2 separate regions of the Mus musculus genome follow, and region 1 is linked to region 2. The links are chromatin loops, found by intact Hi-C in ENCODE. Cell type or tissue: heart. All regions are shown on one strand. Links, peaks and the distances in the headings refer to the core of each region. The heading gives the core; the rest is flanking DNA.

The links. A loop is a pair of places that touch in the nucleus more often than their neighbours do. Peaks named below come from ENCODE experiments on the same cell type or tissue, not always from the same donor. Only the 100,000 strongest peaks of a DNase experiment are listed, where the experiment ranks them.
Region 1: it touches region 2 in a loop (12-fold over the local background); 37 of 42 quality-filtered maps call a loop at or near these places.

What each region holds. Positions count from the first base shown.
Region 1 is chr14:57,052,618-57,061,901 of GRCm38, reverse strand. Gja3 (gap junction protein, alpha 3) reads left to right here and starts at 4,179. Exons shown (of 2, transcript NM_001271623.1): 1 at 4,179-4,375. In heart, for the core only: a CTCF peak has its summit at 1,657 (motif pointing right); a DNase peak (open chromatin) is centred at 4,021; H3K4me3 peaks cover 1,593 bases; H3K27ac peaks cover 768 bases; H3K27me3 peaks cover 4,105 bases.
Region 2 is chr14:56,960,815-56,970,098 of GRCm38, reverse strand. It overlaps Zmym2 (zinc finger, MYM-type 2), which reads right to left. Exons shown (of 25, transcript NM_029498.4): 25 at 7,741-9,284. Among named protein-coding and RNA genes, the nearest start is that of Gm36789, 36 kb to the left of the region's middle. In heart, for the core only: a CTCF peak has its summit at 5,525 (motif pointing left); no DNase peak of the experiment used is centred there.

The sequences.
Region 1 (9,284 bases), core at 403-8,402, 92 kb before region 2:
CATTTTTTTAATATTTCCTGCAACAACCTGGAAGGAGAGAAGAGAAAGGGCCAAATGATCAATTTCTAAAACAACTCTGTTATGAAGACAATAAAAAAAAAACCCCACCAGCTTCTTATGAAATAAAAAGGTGCAACTGAGGGCTAGATAAACCCTTCCTGGGGCCAAGCTTGGTTCTGGGCAATACCAAGTCAGAAATCACTCCACAGATTTTCCTACTCTTCCAGGAACACCACTTCCTAGTTCCTACCATGCAGGACCACAAGCAGGGCAAATCACAAGAACAGATGTCGATTTCTGTCAGTGTTTTGATCAAAGGTATAGCGGCCCATCTGGTAAGGGTGCTGCTGGCACTCTGAGGTGACACACAGCATCGTACAATAGGAGATAAGAGCACTAAGGAGCCGCCGGAGAAGAGACAGGATGGTCACCTCAAGTTTAGAGCCAGCCTGATCTACATAGTGAGGTCCTGTGTCAAAATCCATGCAAAGCAAAACAAACAAAAAGTCTTCAGTATCAGCCACAGGCTCTGCCCTGGTGCCCTTAGCAAACCCCAGCCACTTCCCACAGACCCGTGACTAACCCCACATTTGAGCCAGGCCTGGTGGCTGATGCCTGGACTCCCAGCACAGCAGAATCAACACAATCATAGTGATTTCTCTGTTTTGTTTTCACAGTGCTAGAGACTGAACCCAAGGCAATCCGACAGATTACCTAACCCCTTCAGAGCTCCCCCGGGCCTTAGAGCATGTGATGTAACTTGCTCCTGCCACGGTTGCTATGTCCTCTACACAGATCCTGCATGTGCTGGAGGTCAGTCGGATGAGGAGCAGGCCGTTATTTTATTTATTTATTTATTTATTTATTTTACCGCAGGAAAAATCTCTGTATAGCCTGGGTTGGTTTCAAACTCACAGTCATTCTGCTGCCTCAGCTTCCTAAATCCTGAGAATACAGACTTGTGCCAACAGGCCTTCTTTGACTACTGTTGTCTCATTAAGACTTACACGTGCCTATGAATTCACTTTTTTTTTTTTTTTTTTTTGGTTTTTCGAGACAGGGTTTCTCTGTGTAGCCCTGGATGTCCTGGAACTCACTCTGTAGACCAGGCTGTCCTCGAACTCAGAAATCCGCCTGCCTCTGCCTCCCGAGTGCTGGGAATAAAGGCGTGTGCCGCCATGCCCGGCTTGAATTCACTTTTTAACAAACACTGTTAATCCTTCTGTGGAGAGAGATCAGCACAGCTCAGCACCACGGATGCTTTGAGTACAGGAAGTGGGGCCTCCCCCAACCCCAACCCCAAAGTCTTAGATGACCAGATGTTCGATAAATAATTGAGCTTGTTACAAACGTGCTATTAAAGACATTTATATCCCCAAGTAACGAGACATTGCCCTGTCAATTAGTCTAATTGTTAATGAACAGTGCTGTCTACACTACTTTTAAAAAACTCAAGCAGGGGAATTTTATATGTTGTAAACTTTGGTGCTTAAAGATTCATTAAATTCTGTCCTAACAAGATCAAACACAAGCTTGCTGTGTTACTCTGAGCTGTCACACTGAGGTAGGACAGACACAGTCAACAGATGTGGGTTCAATTTTCATCCCACACACAAAGCAGAGTCATTCAGAGAAGCAATTCTGGCTGCTACCACCAGGGGACGCCACACACAAACACATTTTTACTCTAGTGGCTACTGGGGTAAAGCTCCCTTATCACCCAGGTTCTGGGCACCTGCCACAGAGCCAGGCTCACTGTGTATCATCAGCCTCAAAATGCTGCTAGAACATAGAGATATGATCCAGCTGAGAATCCCTGTCTAGTCAGTTTGTCTTATGTGTGCATATGTATATATCTACTCTCAAATTACCCTAAATGCAGTCTTTGTTAAAAATCCAACAAGAAGCAAACTTTTACAGCCAACTATTAAACCATGTAGTGATTGTATTGGTTGTCACCTAGAAAATATGTATTATGACAAGTGCAAGTCTTTTTTGTCTTTGCATAATATCATGTAAAATGTTCATATATATATATATATATATATATATATATATATATATATATATATATATAAAATCGTCTTCCTCATTTTAAGCACGCAGTTCCTGTGGCTTTAAGCACATCCACACTGCAAATGCCTCCCATTCTGTTTCCAGAACTGAAATCCCACACCCACCACTAACTCTGCGTTCTCCACTCCATGAGTCCCAGGAACTTAATACCTTTTTTTTTTTTTTTTTTTTTTTTGAGAAAGGATCTCAGGCAGTCCGGGCTAACCTTGAACTCCCAATCTTTCCACCTCCACTTCCCACGTGCTGGAATAACAGGTGTGTGCTTCCATACCTCAGTCTCTATGCTTGTTTTGATTTTTAAACAGAGTTTCCCCCATCTGCCTCAAGACAGTCTCAAATTCCCACCAAACCGCCTGAGTCTCAAATGCTGAAACTATATTTACCTGGCTTTAGTTTGACAGCACGCACGTCTTATATGTTAACTCAGACAGCATCTGTTCCTGTTGTAGCTGGCTTTTTCATTGCCATATGATCTATCTTCATATCAATTGTACATTCATGTTCTTTTCTAAGGCCAAACAATATTTTACAGCACTTAAAACCTCATCTGTGCGCCCATCCATCTTTCTGGGAGCATCTAGATTACTTCCACCTTTCCACTCTTGAACTGTGTTATGAAGTGGGTGTGCAAAGGGTATTTGCAGTTACACATTTTAAATCTATTTCCAATAAAAAGTTGCAAATCATTATTATACTTCTGGCTTTACCAATACAATACTAGAGTTTGTCCAAGACGGTGCAAGTCTTTTAATACTTCTGATGCTTCTGTGGGGAGAAGTATTCTTGTATTTCTTGGAGAGAATAAAAACAACAGAAAAATAAAACCTTCTAGAATAACATTTCTGGATTTCAAAAGAACCTAGGCAGGTGTGCAGTGCAGGCTGCCATCACGGCCCTGGGATGTCTGCAGGAGGTTCCGGTTGAGACCAGGTCCCGCTCCCGGAGACCCTGTCTAAGAGACAAAACGAAATAAAACAAAACTGTATCCATGTGTTACCAAGTCCTGCAGGAGACCGGCTTCACGTCTCTTCATAAGCTTTGTTTTCTTTCTCGTTGGAATACGCTTAAATTCAGACTCGAACAGAACGACTGAATTCTTCAAAGTCAGCGGATTGCAAACCCAAATAGAGCCAAACTTTTTAATGAAGCAATAGGTCTTTAGGGGGACTGTAAAACAACCAGAAATGCACATTTTCCCTTATTCCTAAAATAAATCCATCACTCATAAAGGGACTTTGGGGATCCCTTCTAAAACTGCCACCAACATTCAGTGAATTATTATTTACTAATGATTAGCTGCTGTTCAAGTCCTGTTAGACCCTAGGAAGCCAGAGGAAATGGACAAGGCCAAGATTCTGTCCCTCTCGGTGTCGGTGTCTTATGACTCTCAGAGAAACTCCGAGGGTTAGACACATTAAAAGCCTCACCCCGATGCGGACAAGCTAACCGGACCACACTCTGCCATCCCATCCCCAAGACCGTCTGGAACAACTTGCCCGCAGGGACATCTTCCCCAACACTTCAGGCCATGCCAAGTTTCAAGCGCCTTGGAACAAGTTAATTTAAAAAAATTAGAATCCGTGGAGCTGTCGGCTAATTTGTGTCCGCCTGGAAGCAGGCTGGCGGCCGCTATTTATAGCTTGTTGCCCGCGGGGGCGTCTCTATCCGACAGGGTGAGACAGGATTCCGGCTGGGACTCGCCCGAGGAACAAGTCTGCATCCCCAGGCGGCGACACCCGGGCGCGACCGAGGCGCCCTCCCGACGCCCACGCGCGCAGCGCCCAGGCCGCTCTGGCAGTCGGTTGTGCCTTGCTCCCGCCCCGGCTGTCCACTCCTGCCCTATAGGACCCGGCCCTCGGGTGTCTGCGGCCGGGAACCCCATCCGACACCTGCGGCGGATCGGCGGAGCTGAGAGAGCCCGGACGAGGAGCGCGCGTGGTGCGCACTGGGGTGCAGGTGGCGCCCGAGGATGTGGGCGCGCGAGGAGGGGGCAGGTGCCAGCTTCCCCAGACGGGACCCGGTGAGGGGCGCAGGGGCGTGGCCTGTGGGATGCGGGGAGGCGTGGCTGGCAGAGTGGGAGGTGGCGAGGGCGTGGCGGGGCGACAGGGCAGCGGCGTGGGGCGCCAAGTGCGGTGCGTACCGCGGTGGTGGGGATGGCGGCCGGGGCGGAGAGGCCCGGCCCTAGCGCGGGGCGCTCGTGGGAAGAAGGGGCACCGCACGAGTAAAGAGGGAGCCTCCTTTACAGAGCAGGCCGAGCCCGACTGGGCGAGGAGCGCCGGTGCCGCCGCGGCCGAGCGGGGTAAGGCAAACTGGGAGTTCCAGGGCCATATTGGGGACCCGACAGCACCAGGGGTGGCGGGACGCGGCGCTGTCACCCCTGGGCAAGGCCCTGTTGCTCCCCGATCTTGGGAGGCTTTCGTGATTCTTTGGATTGTTGTGGGGTGCAGTAGGGCTGGGGAGCTGAGCCTTGGGAAACTTTGGGAAAGATTACTGTTCTTCTAGACTCCTAAAGACCTGGGCGGAGCGCCTGCTCTCTTTAATGGACGGTCAAAGCTGGGTCGAGATGGTTTGCCCTTGGGTTGGGGAAAGCAACCAGTCCCTATCCCCAAACAGCAGGGATCCTAAGGTCATTTTAACCTGCAAGTGGCCTGCAAGTGGCGGGGTACATTTGTAGTGTTTGATTGGAAAGAAACAAGGAGGGCCCACTTTTCTCAGAAAAAAAAACTTTTAGAAGTTTATTTTCTTCTTAAATACTTTAGTTGTTAGTACCACGACCCAGCTTCTTGATCTGTACGTGTGTGGCGGTGCACACGAGTAAAGACTGTACATGTTTGGAAGAGCGCCCTTAGCTGCCTTCTACAATAATCTTTTCATTAAGAGACTTGTAGTGACATTAAATTCCAGTGGCGGGCAGCTGTTTGCTTTCTGTCCACTCTTTACACAGGTAACTAGAATTCACTCTCTTGATCAGCCGTCTTGGTACCTGAATAATGTGAAAAGGGCTTCAGCTCTCCAGTTTTCCTTTTATCACGACGCCTCCAAAACGTGCCACTTAACAGCGGCTGTGTAAAACAGCCAGGAAGTGAATTGTGCACAGGCTCTCTCTTGGAATTCAAAACTATGACGATCTGTAATCTGTGCATCACTTCACACACTGCCCTTCTGTCGTGCCGTGAAATATATTGCAAGACAAACATGGAAAGATTAAACTGGAGTAAGGGAGGGGCTTTTCTAAATATCAGTTGTGTTCAAAGTAAAGAGCTAACTTGGCACAAAGTCTCCTGGCTCAGCAGTTTGGCCTCTGTTGAGATAAGCATCAAACAGGGCAATGCTTTGCCCTGTAGTGTGAAGCAGTTTACAAAACGGTCCCACGGGGACAGACAGTGCAGTTTGCTGACCAGCACGTGGCTGGAAGTGGTCGGACTTTAAAATGGCAGGAAACAAAAGTTGACTCTTTGTCGATAAGGAAAGAATTTTAACCAATTTTTTTTTCTGAACAGCACTAAAATTTTAGGGTTTTCTGTTCATTTTTCATAGCTGAATGACATATGATGGGTTTGGAACTTCCTTGCAGCCAGCCTGACGTATGTAGAAACTGGGACTACATCCTGCATTGCTTGAAAGCATGTCTAACAGTACCTAGGACACACAGCCTTAAGAACTCCACCATGTCACAGTCCCATGAACATTAATAAACATACACATTGGTAACTTGCCAGTGTGTGTGAGGACATTCAGAGGATTGAAGGGCCCCCAGGAAGCCTTTCACTTGTGCAGAAAGCCTGGTCCTAGGATCTGGATGTGAAGAAACCCAGACAAACTCAGCTGGTGGCTGGACTCACTTGTGTCTGTCCACCCATCCTTCTGTGGGGCTCCAGGACTAGGCAACCAGGGTCTATATTGCATCTATCCATTTTCCCCATGCCTGCCTCTTCCACGGCCTGCAAACAAGTCTCCAGAGGCAAGGACCACAGTCTTGTTGAGTGTTCACAGCACATACAGCTGCACACAGGATATATTTAATGTTTCCTGGAGAGAGAAACGCACCTGCTATGGTTCATGGGGCCATAACAGCACATGGGACCAGTCTGCTTATGGTTTCACTATATATAGTGCAGAAAGGCAAGAAAATAATAAAATATCACCTACATTTTTATTCTTACAGGGTGCTAAATTCTCCCTCAATAGTAATTAGATTAGCAGCCCAGAGCTGGCTTTTTAAAACCTGTCACAACTTCAGAAGTGTGAAGTCGTTTTTTACACTTGTGTATTTTATTCTTTTTGTTTTGTTTTTTGAGACAGGGTCTTTGAGACAGTAGCCCTGGCTTACGTAGAACTCTCCATGTAGACAAAACTGACTTCAAACTAACAGAGACCCACCTGCCTTAGCCTCTGAGTGCTGGATTGATGGCCTGTGCCACCATTTCTGGCTCATGTAACTTGTTCTTTCGTTTGAAGAATTTTCAGTTTATTTAGTCATTTGCAAACTAATGGTACTAAGTATGAAAATTGCTCATTTTTTTCTTCAGGCAACTCACCCCACTATCTCCATACTAAATTCTATGCTAATCTGTTCGTGAAAATTTATTTCTTGTTAATTTAAAAGTGAGTATTTTAGCTGGGCATAGTGCCTTGTAATCCCAGTGCTGGGAAAGCTGTGGCAGGATTGCTGTGAGCCTGAGGCCACCCTAGACTACGAGAGTTCCCTGACAAGTTAAGCTGAAAAAAAAAAAACCCAGATATTTTGATATGCCGTTTCTGTTTATTATAAAGTGAACAATAGCATCCTATAACCATTGAGGTGCGGGGTTTGTTCACTAAGAGTAGAAATATTTGCATTTTAAGATGATGTTTCCGGTGACATGACGAACAAGGTCACTGGGCTGTCCTTAACTCCTTTTAGGGAGTCTGCATACATGTGTGTCTGGCATGTGAATCACAGCACACGCGGAGTAAGAGGACCAGGCTGTAGCATTGATCCTGCCTTTATAAGGTTGATCTAACGTTTTGCTGAGTCCATCGATTGAACGTGAGAGATCACGCTTGTTCAGCGGGAGTTTTACCTGGAGAGCCATCTCACCAGCCCCTGGGAATTTTGACGGAAGTGTCCCTTTAGCCACTCTCACTGGCAAAAGCTTATAGTGTACTGTAACCTGTCTGCCTTAACACGCATGCTTAACACGTGTGTTCAAGTGTGCAGACTTATAGGATGCAAAGGGCAACACCTGGGACCTGAGCGATCTGCCTACGGCTTCCCCTTGAAGGCGTGTGGAAGGGGAGTGTGGCCAAGAGTTGCAGGTGAGGTTCCTTGCTGGCATTGGCACTATGGGCTGTGCAACCTTGAGCAAATCTCAATACCCCCTCTGGGCTGCCACTTCCTGGGCTGTAAACGAGGACGATAAATGAGACACTTCCGAGGTTCTTAGCGCCGCGGCTGTTTCCGTACGCCAGGTGCAGCAGGTAAGACTCCAGATGACATCACTCTGGCTATACAGTAGAATTACCTTTTAATTGTTTGCAGGATCAGAGCTAGAAAAGCCAATCAGGCTGCCCGACTTAGGCATTTTAGGCGTACCAAGAGCCTGCTGAGATCTCTCGTATATTAAAGTATTCCATGGTTTCTTCCACTGCAATATATCCTTGCCCAAACCACCCCTTAGAAAGTAGAGTGTTGGTAAGTCCCATTTCACCTGAAGGTGATTACTTTTTCATTACTCAGTTATTACGTTTGGAGGAAGAAGTTGAAGTGAGTCCTTCGAAATTAACAAGTGATGTTTAGTGAAATGTTTTGCTAAGTGACGATTCCCTTGGGTTTCATGGATCTTTTAAAAGACTGACAATGTGCTGGAGTAACTAGCCCAGGGCATTGGAGAGTTGGCCAGGGTAGAAGATGGAGGCCCTGGGTGTCAAAGGCCCCAGTGTGATTCATGACAGCAAGCCTTGGAGGTGTGGCCAGTTGCTAGCATTTTGTTGATGTTAGAACTCTGTAGAAAAGGCCACTTAAAGCTGATTCCCAGAGACAATATTTCTCTTGTTCAAGTATTTCAAGAAGAAAGAATTCTATTTAAAAATTAAGTGTTTTGTTAACTTGCCTTTCTTCAATACAAAGCAGTAAAGACCTTTAGTTCTTTTTTTAAACATTTTTTTTTAGATTTTTGCCTAAATATGTGCATTATAGATGCTTGCCTGGTGCCCTTGGAGGTCAGGAGAGGGCTTCAGATGCCCCGGAATTGGAGTTATAGATGTGAGCCACCATGTGGGTGCTGGGAGCCTTTGAAACTACCATCCTCTGAAGAGCAACAAGCACTTGTAACCACTGAGCCACCTCTCCAGCCCCAAGGCCTTTATAATCAAATGAGCACTTGTTGCTACTACTTACAAATCAAAATTAGCTCTCTCTGGTGTCTCTACAGTCCCAGCTACCAGGGAGGCTGAGGTGGAGGATTGTTTCAGCACAGGAGTCCAGAGTCAGGCTAAATAGCACCATCTGGTCAAGGGCTTGCCTTGCAAGTGTGGGGGTTTAATACCTAGACCCTATGTATCAATGCCAGGCAGGAGCTTGCAGAGGTGGCTCAGCAGGTAAAAGCATTTGCTATGCCGGCCTGAGAGCCCGAGCTCAGTTCCCTAGCACCCACATAAAAAGCCGGGTGTGGCCGTGAGCATACCCATGCCCCGTCACGGACAGAATGGGGGAGTCCCTGTGGCTTGCTCCAGGCTCAGAGGGAGACCCTGACTCCTGAGAGTAAAGTAGTCAACGACAAAACAAGACACATAGCCACATAGTGTCCTCTCTGGTCTCTGCATGCACTGATGTATGTTGTCCACCCCCTCCCATAAATACATACACTCAACACCAAAAAAATTAACTAAAAAAAAAAAAAAAAACGTCCAGCATGGTGTCACACTCGTGCTCCTAGTGGTGGAGAAACCGACTGCAGATGCTTGAGACTTGCTGGTCTCCTTGCTGAGCACCACCAGTGAGAGACTGTGTCTCCAAAGGAGTGACATCCAAGGTTGTCCTCTGGGACACACATACACACAGTCGTAACAAAATAAAGTTAAAAGCAGTTCTCGCTAGCTAGGTTTTCAAATCCCAGAAGGTCAAAATGAAAACGGATTCATTGTTTCCTCTGAGAGGTGAAGTGTTCATGCCAGGATTCGGTACTTAGTCCGGGGGTAGGAGGGGAGGCATCTGTTCAAGAGCATCA
Region 2 (9,284 bases), core at 655-8,654:
GCTGATTCAGAGTGCTCGGGGAAACAGCAGAGAACAATACATCTCAAATTATAGAAAAATTCAGGGTTAGTAGAAAGGGCAGTGTTGTTCTTGCAACGGTTCAGCGGCTAGAGAATCCTGTTTCCGTAATAATAACAGCTACAGCCTTGCCCTGCACCTGCTGTCTGATATGGCCCCTGCTGCAGCACCCCATACAGAGCAATAGCCTGCCTTCACCAAGCCCGAGGGCATGAGTGCCAAGTGGATAGGGATGAAATGCTTTTGCTGGTCCTCAGTTCAAAGTGGGAGAACTCAGTGCTAGCTAACACAGACCGATGTCCTAGACTCTATCTTCTGCGGAAGACAGGTCCTGGGCCTTTATTTGTTGTGTGGGCGGGATCCCGAGCCACCTCCCTTAAAGACCCTCAGGCAGAAGCTGAACTTGCCTTTCCCAGCCTCCTTTTCCACACCAAGCAACCCAGATCAGCTTGTCTAGTAAAACCTAAATATATGCTGAGAAAAGTGGTTTTATACTTATTTATCTTTCATGTGGGGGGGTCAGAATGGGGTCACATGTGAATCATGAGAATGTGGAGGTCAGAGGATAACTTGGTTCTCCCTACCACGTGGGTCCAAGGGAACAAAGTCATGTCGACCACCACCTTTATTCCCTCAGCCTTCCTGCCTCCCCAGGAAAGTGATCTCAAGAGGTACCAACTACTGCAGCTGCTTAGCCATCAACTCTACTCATGACCAGCCCTGCTCGCAGGTATTCTGAAATACTACTGTGCAGCTTCCTCACTGCTGGCTGCTGCTGAGTTTTGGCAGGAAGGACTCTTGTGGGAACCTGTACTTAAATCCCTTGTCCTCAATAGATGCCATGCTATCAGCCTCTCAAAATCCTAAATTGCTAAATGTTTTAATCCTACAAACTCCATCAGCGAGACACAGCAAAGAAGTAGCCAAGGCCAGCCCTGTGAGGCTCACTCTCTAAAGACACCTGCTGCCTCTGGTCCCTGAGAATGAGGCAGACCAGAACACCAAGCCCAAGGCACGCCAGGGAGCTCCCTTCCTTCTACAGGACTGGCAGTATGCGGCACTTAACAGGTAGAAAGCACCTTGCCTGACTTTGAGAGGCTGGGCTTGGCTCCACGCAGGGCTCTTGCAGGCTATGAGGTACCACTCTGCAAGAGCCCTGGACCAGGGAGAGGCTAAGGCCACTGGAAGCAACTAAACAGTCCTCCCTCACACACTCATCCATGCATCTTTAGTCAGCAGCTGTGAACTGCAGGCTTCTGGTTACGGGATCATCAAACCCCCACATCACTCTTCCCTCAAGCTCCCCTCGTTCTTTTCTTTTATTCTTGAGGGTGGTGGTGGTGGGGTATATGTGTAAGACAAAGATCTCAGTTTATAACCAAGGCTAGACTCTACCTCTCAATCCTCCTGCCTCAGATTCCCAAACGCAGGGACAGGGGTCCAATCATCACATTTGGCGTTCTACTCACTCTTCATGGGCTGTGATTTCACCATACACCACAGTTGCTTGTAAGGAGTTACCCAGACTGAAGTGACTGAAGACTCAGCTTTTTCTTTCCTCCTTTCTCTCAGTGCTAAGCCAAGGTAGAACTCAAGCCTAGTATATGTGCTAGCACTCTACCACAGAGCTCCATCAGCCCCTCAAACTAAATGTCTATCTCTATCAATAAATCTATATGGGGAAAAAATCCACTAAAACCTAAAAGATAATGCTGAGATGGGTTTGTATGTATTTGGAGCAAGACTTAGCAGAGATTGAAACACTTGAAGCTGATGGTAGCTGGTGGCCTCGGCAGGCCCCATGGTAGCATGCCTAAATCTACCCATGACTAAACCCACAGTGGCAAGGACCAACACCATGCACTCTCTTGGACCCTGGATCCACAGACTTTTGTTAAGAGAAATCACAATTTAATAGCCCCTTCTGGTCTTGCCACACTATTAAGCTTGGGGACTTAACAATGTAAACTTTTATTGTACTTTTGCATTCAAGGCCAAGCTGAAATTTCTTTCTCCCTGTGGTGTGTGTGTGTGTGTGTGTGTATGTGTGTGTGTGTGTGTGTGTTTGTGTGTGTGTGTTTGTGTGTGTGTGTGTGTGTGTCAAATCCCAGCAACCACATGGTGGCTCACAACCACCTGTAAAGTCTGAAGACAGCTACAATGTACTCACATTGATAAAATAAATAAATCTTAAAAAAAAAAAAGAAACTAGCTTTTGTTACAGGGGTAGAGATGTTTCTTAAAGAGCAAGTAAAAAATCACAAGGCAAACAATGCTACAATAGAAAACATAGTTCAGGAGAGGGACTTCCAACAACTAACATTAACCCGACAGCTGATGGTACAACCTCAGTCCATGCAACTCTGTATGGAAAGGGATCAATCTGCAACATAAGGATATACTGAGAGGTAAATAAAACAAGAGTATAAGTAAACAAGTAAACAAAGAAAGGAGGAAGAGAAAGAAATAAATTGTAAAAAAGGAAACAAAACAGAAAATTGTTACTATTGCCTTTCAAGAGAGGAATGCACTTGACTCCTGACTTGCCAGCAGTCAGTAACACTACCCATTCGAGAAGACATTTTTATTAAAGATGAGACCCAACAGATAAACATTTGCAACCAACCACTTCCGATAACAAAGTATTGGCTTTGACCCCCACTTAAACAAAATGAGCAGTCCTGTCAAATAAAGGGCATTCCATTGGGGCTTTAATAGAATATAGTGATTTTTCTGTAAATTTTCATCTTGCAGTAGAAGCCTTGTGGGAATTCTATTAAGTACCTCATAATGTCATCATAAGTACCTTATTTTTTTTCCTATTGTTTCTTTCCTAGAGCCTAGCATATTCTCTGGTCCTTTACAGATGTTTATAGATGAGAGCACTGTGCCTTGGTGCTAGCAGTGGTGGCAGTGACTGAGCCCTCCGTGTGTGGCTATCACTGGCTCTCCTGTGACCACTTACCACCTGCCTCCTAGCTTCCAAAGCTTCTTGCACACCTATTATTTTTGGCATACACACACTTGCCATTTTGTATCAAGAAGAGTTCTGGGTTCTAGGTCACTTGGACTTCCTGCTTCACACCTGGCTGAACTGTACAGTGGCTCCAGAGCACACTTCTAAAGCCCCAGATGGCATTTCTGCCATTGGCTTGTGTGACACAGGCCTTTAAATTGTGAGTGATAGCACCACCTTGCAGGTGGTATTACACTGGAATGATTGCTCTTAAACCCACAGGAATTTTGACTGGTGTCAGGGAGCCTCACACTTTAGGGCAAACACTCTAGCTTTGGTGAAAAGCACAGATGTAACAGCATAAATATGGCCCAGGTAGAGCTCAGGATAGTTAATTTAAGTGGAATAAAACGTAGGTGCAGAGCACTGCCTCTGTACTAGGCTTTCAGACTGACATCATAAAAAATAGTCTAACCCAGAACAGGAAGGGTTAGATGGGCTTTGCTGAGAATATTTTTATCTCCCTCTAACTACACGCCCTGTTCCTTTAAGGATTTGTGGCTGATTTTGACTAGGTTTCTAACCAATGTTACGAACACAGCTCCTCTAAAGCCCATGCAGACTACTAACCAGGTGCCCACATCTGGCCCCAGACCCCAACTCTCTTGTATTGAAATGGAAGGCCTAGAACTCAAAAGGCAGCAGGAGAGTAGCAGCATTCAGGATGAGTCAGCAGAGACCCAGGTAAGACACAGATGCTCACAGGCACATTCTTATACATCATTCCAGTCTACTTAAAAACCATTATTCAACAAACATTTTTATGTGCACTAGTGTTTTGCATACCTGTATGTCTGTAAGGTTGACAGATTCCCTGGAACTGTTGTTAGACAGGTTTGAACTGTCACGTGTATTCTGGGAACTGAACCAGGATCCTCTGGAAGAATAGCCAGTTCTCTTAACCACTGAGCCACCGCTACAGTCCTGCAACATGTATATTTACACCTAATACGTGCCAGAACTTTCCTAGGTACTTTCGATGGGGAGTGGGGGGATGACTATACCCCCATTACATTACATTCACACAAAGTATAATGTATACTCTGCTCTTGTAGCAAGGAGACATTTAAAAAAGAATGGGACAGACATGTACAAATAAATCTCTGAAGACAGAAATCTCACATCTGGGAGATTTTCTCTGCTATTTCCATCTTGCATTTCCTTCTGGACAGAACTGGAAACATGTCAGTAGAGATGCCTGGAATTTCAGTCAGATAGAAAGAGCTGGTTTCACTGTGAGCTGGTACTAGGTATAGTGCTTCACTTAAAGGCCCAGGTGCCCATCTTAGCCAACAGTCTCCCCAGCTACAGACCGTATCCTGGAGAGGAGGGGCCAGGCTCTATGTCCCATTCCATTCTCAGCATGTGACCAAGTCCCTGCAGGATGGTCAGTTTGTTGAATAGATGATTGGATCCTGTGAAAATAGCTCTCCACAAAGGTATCTTGCTTACATACTTAGGCTACAAATGCTCAAAAGGGTGGAAAGTTATTATTACATTTTAGTAATTCTGAATTCAATGGTGAATCTAAAGTTATCACTTGTATATTTTATTCCTATTTTATGCACTCTTAAAATCCAAGTGGGGCCAGGTGTAGTGGCATATTCCTTTAGTCCCAGAATCTGGGAGACTGAGGACGGTGGATCTCTGAGTTAGACAACAGCCTTGTCTACATAGTGAGTTCTAGGACAGTCATAGGTACATAGTAGACTGTATAAACAAAACCCAAATGCAAATTTTACAAATTTATCTCTACTTCTCCCTCAACAAAAAAAAAGCCTAAATATTTTACTAAAAATACCAATCTATTACATTTATCACCAATCCCTTATTAATAATACTTAAAAATTCTGAAAAAACTTTTTCCCCCAAGTCTGTGACAGAGATGGACTTACACTGTGTACACATAGCTTATGCCAGTCACATTCTTGGTTCTTTTTTTTTATTATTTTCTTTATATACATTTCAAATGCTATTCCAAAAGTTCCCTATACCCTCCCCCCACCCTGCTCCCTTACCTACCCACTCCCGCTTCTTGGCCCTGGCATTCCCCTGTACTGGGACATACAAAGTTTGCAATACCAAGGGGCCTCTCTTCCCAGCGATGGCCGACTAGGCCATCTGCTACATATGCAGCTAGAGACATGAGCTCTGGGGGTACTGGTTAGTTCATATTGTTGTTCCACCTATAGGGTTGCAGACCCCTTCAGCTCCTTGGGTGCTCTGTCTAGTTTCTCCATTGGGGGCCCTGTGTTCCATCTTATAGATGACTGTGAGCATCCACCTCTGTGTTTGCCAGGCACTGGCATAGCCTCATACGAGACAGCTATACCAGGGTCCCTAATAACAAGGTGGTGCCCCAACCCCATTAACATCAATCTACAGCACATAATTCACCCGTAAAGAGCCTATATTACAAGATTCCCAAGGACTTTAAATATAGTATGAATACCACAAACACAAATAGATACCATGCTGTGCTCTACTGCCACCTTCTGACAGCAACTTAGAACTACAAAATTGTGCATTTGAGAGAGGCAAACCCTGTTTGAAGTAGTTCTGATAGATGAGACACTACCTCAAATGAGCAACAACAAACTATTAACATGTGATCAGTGTCTGAATGTTTTATATTGTATAGAGCTAAGAACTCACTATGACTTAGTGAGCTGAGTTTATTCCAAAAGCAATTGCTGTGGAAATCCCTCTACCAGTGTAGAATAACCTGCAACATGTTGCACATTGTGTGTTCCACTTACTGTACAGAACTTAGAAACTGGATTGCTTTTGATTCACTGTAGCCAAGGTCCTTGTAGACATGGCTAACGCCTGGTAAATATTACAGGTCTGTGGTTGGGAGCTACTTCATACTCATACACTGGGTTGGGCTGAAAGCTATAGACCAGGGCTGATACCATCACTGTCCAGAACTACTCTGACCATTTCTACTGGAGCACCTGCAGTCACAGGACAATCTACACCACATTCACAGGCAGTGATGGTCTCTTAAACAAATGTAGAGCACAGCAGCAGCCTTTGGGAGTACTTCTATCTTGTTCACAGCCTTCTGAAGATGGAGAGTGCATCCATTATGTAGGTGTATCTTGTTTAGAAGTACTTTGACACACTTTTCTACGTACCCTGGAGAGCAGCAGTTCTGTAGTACACACACATACAAAAAAACCGTGTAAAAAGCTGGGCCTAGTGGCGCACTGCTTTGATCCTACTACTCAGGAGGCAGAGGCAGGCCAGCAGCCTGATCTATAGTGCAAGTTCCAAGACAGCCAGGGTCACACGAAGAAACCCTGTCTTGATAAATCAAGAGAAAAAAGGGAAGTGTGTAGTAAACAGTTGTGTGTTAATATCACTGTGCAGTTTTGAGTTGGACTTTAAAAACTGATATGGTTTCTGTACTAAAGCTGTTTTAGACCTTCCCCATCTCCAAGAAAACATACTAAGTGAATCACAAGGATCGACTGTCAGTCTGTGAGGTGCATTGTAACCAAGCTCAATTTGCTACTCGAGAATCAGAAACGCAAGCAGTACTGGGCTTTAGAAACCTCAAGCCCTGCCATTCTTACTGTCACTGTGCTTCGAGAGAGAGAGAACATGGTCAGTTTGGAGCTCAGCTGTGATACCATGGCCTGTGGCTCTCCAGTCCCACACGAGCTGAGATGTTTGGCAACACACGATCAATCTGGAGTCTGTAACGATTCCGACACTCAAAGTGTTTGTGTGTTGTCATGACGGCCCTTCAACAGTTTTGGATTTTTAAGACCATCGCAGATCTCAGATTTTCAAACTAGGAATGTTCAGTTAGTCACTTCTGTCCACAAGTTAAATCTTAAACTTGTATTTTGGTCTAAATCCATCAGCTTGTGATTCGGTAATGAGGCTGTCCCCTGCCTTTTATTATAGGACATTTTCCTACCCAATTCATCTCACCATGCGGTAAGCACAGTGGTTTATGATTATCCATCTTCCAGATGAAGATGCAGAGTAGCTGTTTCTACTCCCAGCCCCTTAACAAGACATTGACCTGTTGTAGATAGAAGCTTCCAAACTGGTGACACTCTGCAATTGGTGTAATCCCAAGGACACAGCAGAAAAGAATTAGTAAACTTGAGCAAACTTCAGTCTAAACATACATAATGGCTTGTCAGGGGTAAAACTGATAATTCTGCAATTAAGTTAGTGAAATTTGTTCTTTAAAATGCTTTCACCCAGACACGAAAGTCATGTCTTTTTGTTTTTTTGAGAGAAACTAAAGAAACTTACAATTAATGGTAGCTTAGAACAAAAGCAGAGCCGTGTAATGATACCCCCCTTGAAAATAGCTGGCCAGATAAAAACATTAATGTTTAGTAATTTATGACTGTATTTAGGATATTTAAGACATTTAGGACCACAGACTGAGTGGCACCTATGGTAGGGAAATGCAAACTCAAACTTGCCATTTTCTGTCCTCTCCAGCGGGACTGTCCTCTCTGCTCCATATAATGAGTCACCCCGGTTTGCAAACCACAATTGGCCAAGACAAAGGGAAGCCAGAAAAAGCAGTGTAAATTAGAAAGCATAGGACAATATGCACCCTTCTCCTATTTCAGTATGAACACTCCAATAACCACTCCATTTCATGAAAGAAAAACATGAGTTACAATTTGAGTAAAAAGTACTTTTATGGGGAAAAAAAAAGACTGAGCGTCTTGCCTAGAAAAATCCTTTAATATCTCATGTTACCTAATACAGTAAAAGCCTTTTGAAATGCGTTAAGGATTCAGTTTGCATGGGAAATCCACCTGCCTCAGAATAGCTAGTCATCTTTTTCATTGAACGATTTTAAGTGGCAAAATCGTTCAGAACAGAAAAATATAGTATCTTCAATAGACATCTCAAGACAATAAAGTTATATTTACAGGATGCTGTCTATAATCAGAAGTCACCAAGAAATAAAAATAAACTATCATTTCAATGTCCTTTCTCTCAGCAGTTAGTTATGGCCACACACTAAAGACAGCCAAGAATCAAGGAAATGTGTTCCAGGTGAAATAAATTTCCCAGAACAATTCTCATAAAATAGTTTGTTTTTCTTTCCCCCTGAGAATCAAGTAGATCAATCATTGGATTGCATGAGACAAAGGCAAGCTCTAGATCCTCTATCATGTACGATCAAACTTCTGTAGGCATTTCTGCTTAGAAAAGCTAAAATGTACAAACAATAAAAACTAAATAGCAAGACACGGTGCTTAGTAGTACCACGGCAGAAATTTATGGTATTGGTAAAATATACATGTGACATTTGTGGGTAAATTTATTGCTTTTTTTTGATGGGCTATAGCACCACTCTGAAGAATAGAAGATGGTTAGGATTAACCAGTCTTTAATCACAATATGCATTTCTAGTAAAAGTGCTTCAGAAGGCGCGCTGAAAAGCCAAGAAACATCTGCATTCTGTTGTTAAGTGTTTCCAGCTTCACTTAACAGGCGAGGGGCAGGTCTGTCTTAGTAAAGTATGGAGCTGCCACTATCAGTCTGATGATTCAAATAGAAAACCAAGGGACTGAAGTTATTCAAACTTATAAAAATTTAGAACACTATAAATTTTCATGCCAAAAACATTTCAGATAGTTATTGCTTAAACGAGCAGTAGCTATACCTGTGAAATTTTCAAAATCATGATTGAGAAAATTTCTTTACTTGCTAAAATTTATGCTAAAGAAGAGAGAAATTGATAAGGGCTATATACTGTCTAGTCACTATGGAAAACAATTTCCCTCAGAACTATTTTGAAAACTAGTATCACCATGGTGATTTCAGGATTCAGAAATAAGAAGGAAACATCACACATGCTATATACAAAGTCAGCTAAATAACTGATAATTTTCAGATACCACTTTACTCAGTCTTTAGAAAGTATAATTTGAAGTAGATTTCCTTAATCTAAAAGTTATGAACAGATAAACTGCTATGCAGAAGCACAAAAGTATTTTAAATGTAATCTTCTATAAGAAGTAATTAAATTTCAAAGCCAAACAACCTAGTAGCAAGCAAGATTTCCTCTGACACTGGCACTGGCACCATCCACCAGCTTCTGTTTCTTCAGTCTCCTGGACTAGTCAGCATTCTCCATTGGTAATAGCCATAGAACAATGTGACACTGTCTCCCTTCAAGTAGCCTGACTTTCTAAAATGAATATTTCAAGAGTGGCATTTCTAAAAATAATTCTGCCCCACATATGCATGTCACTTC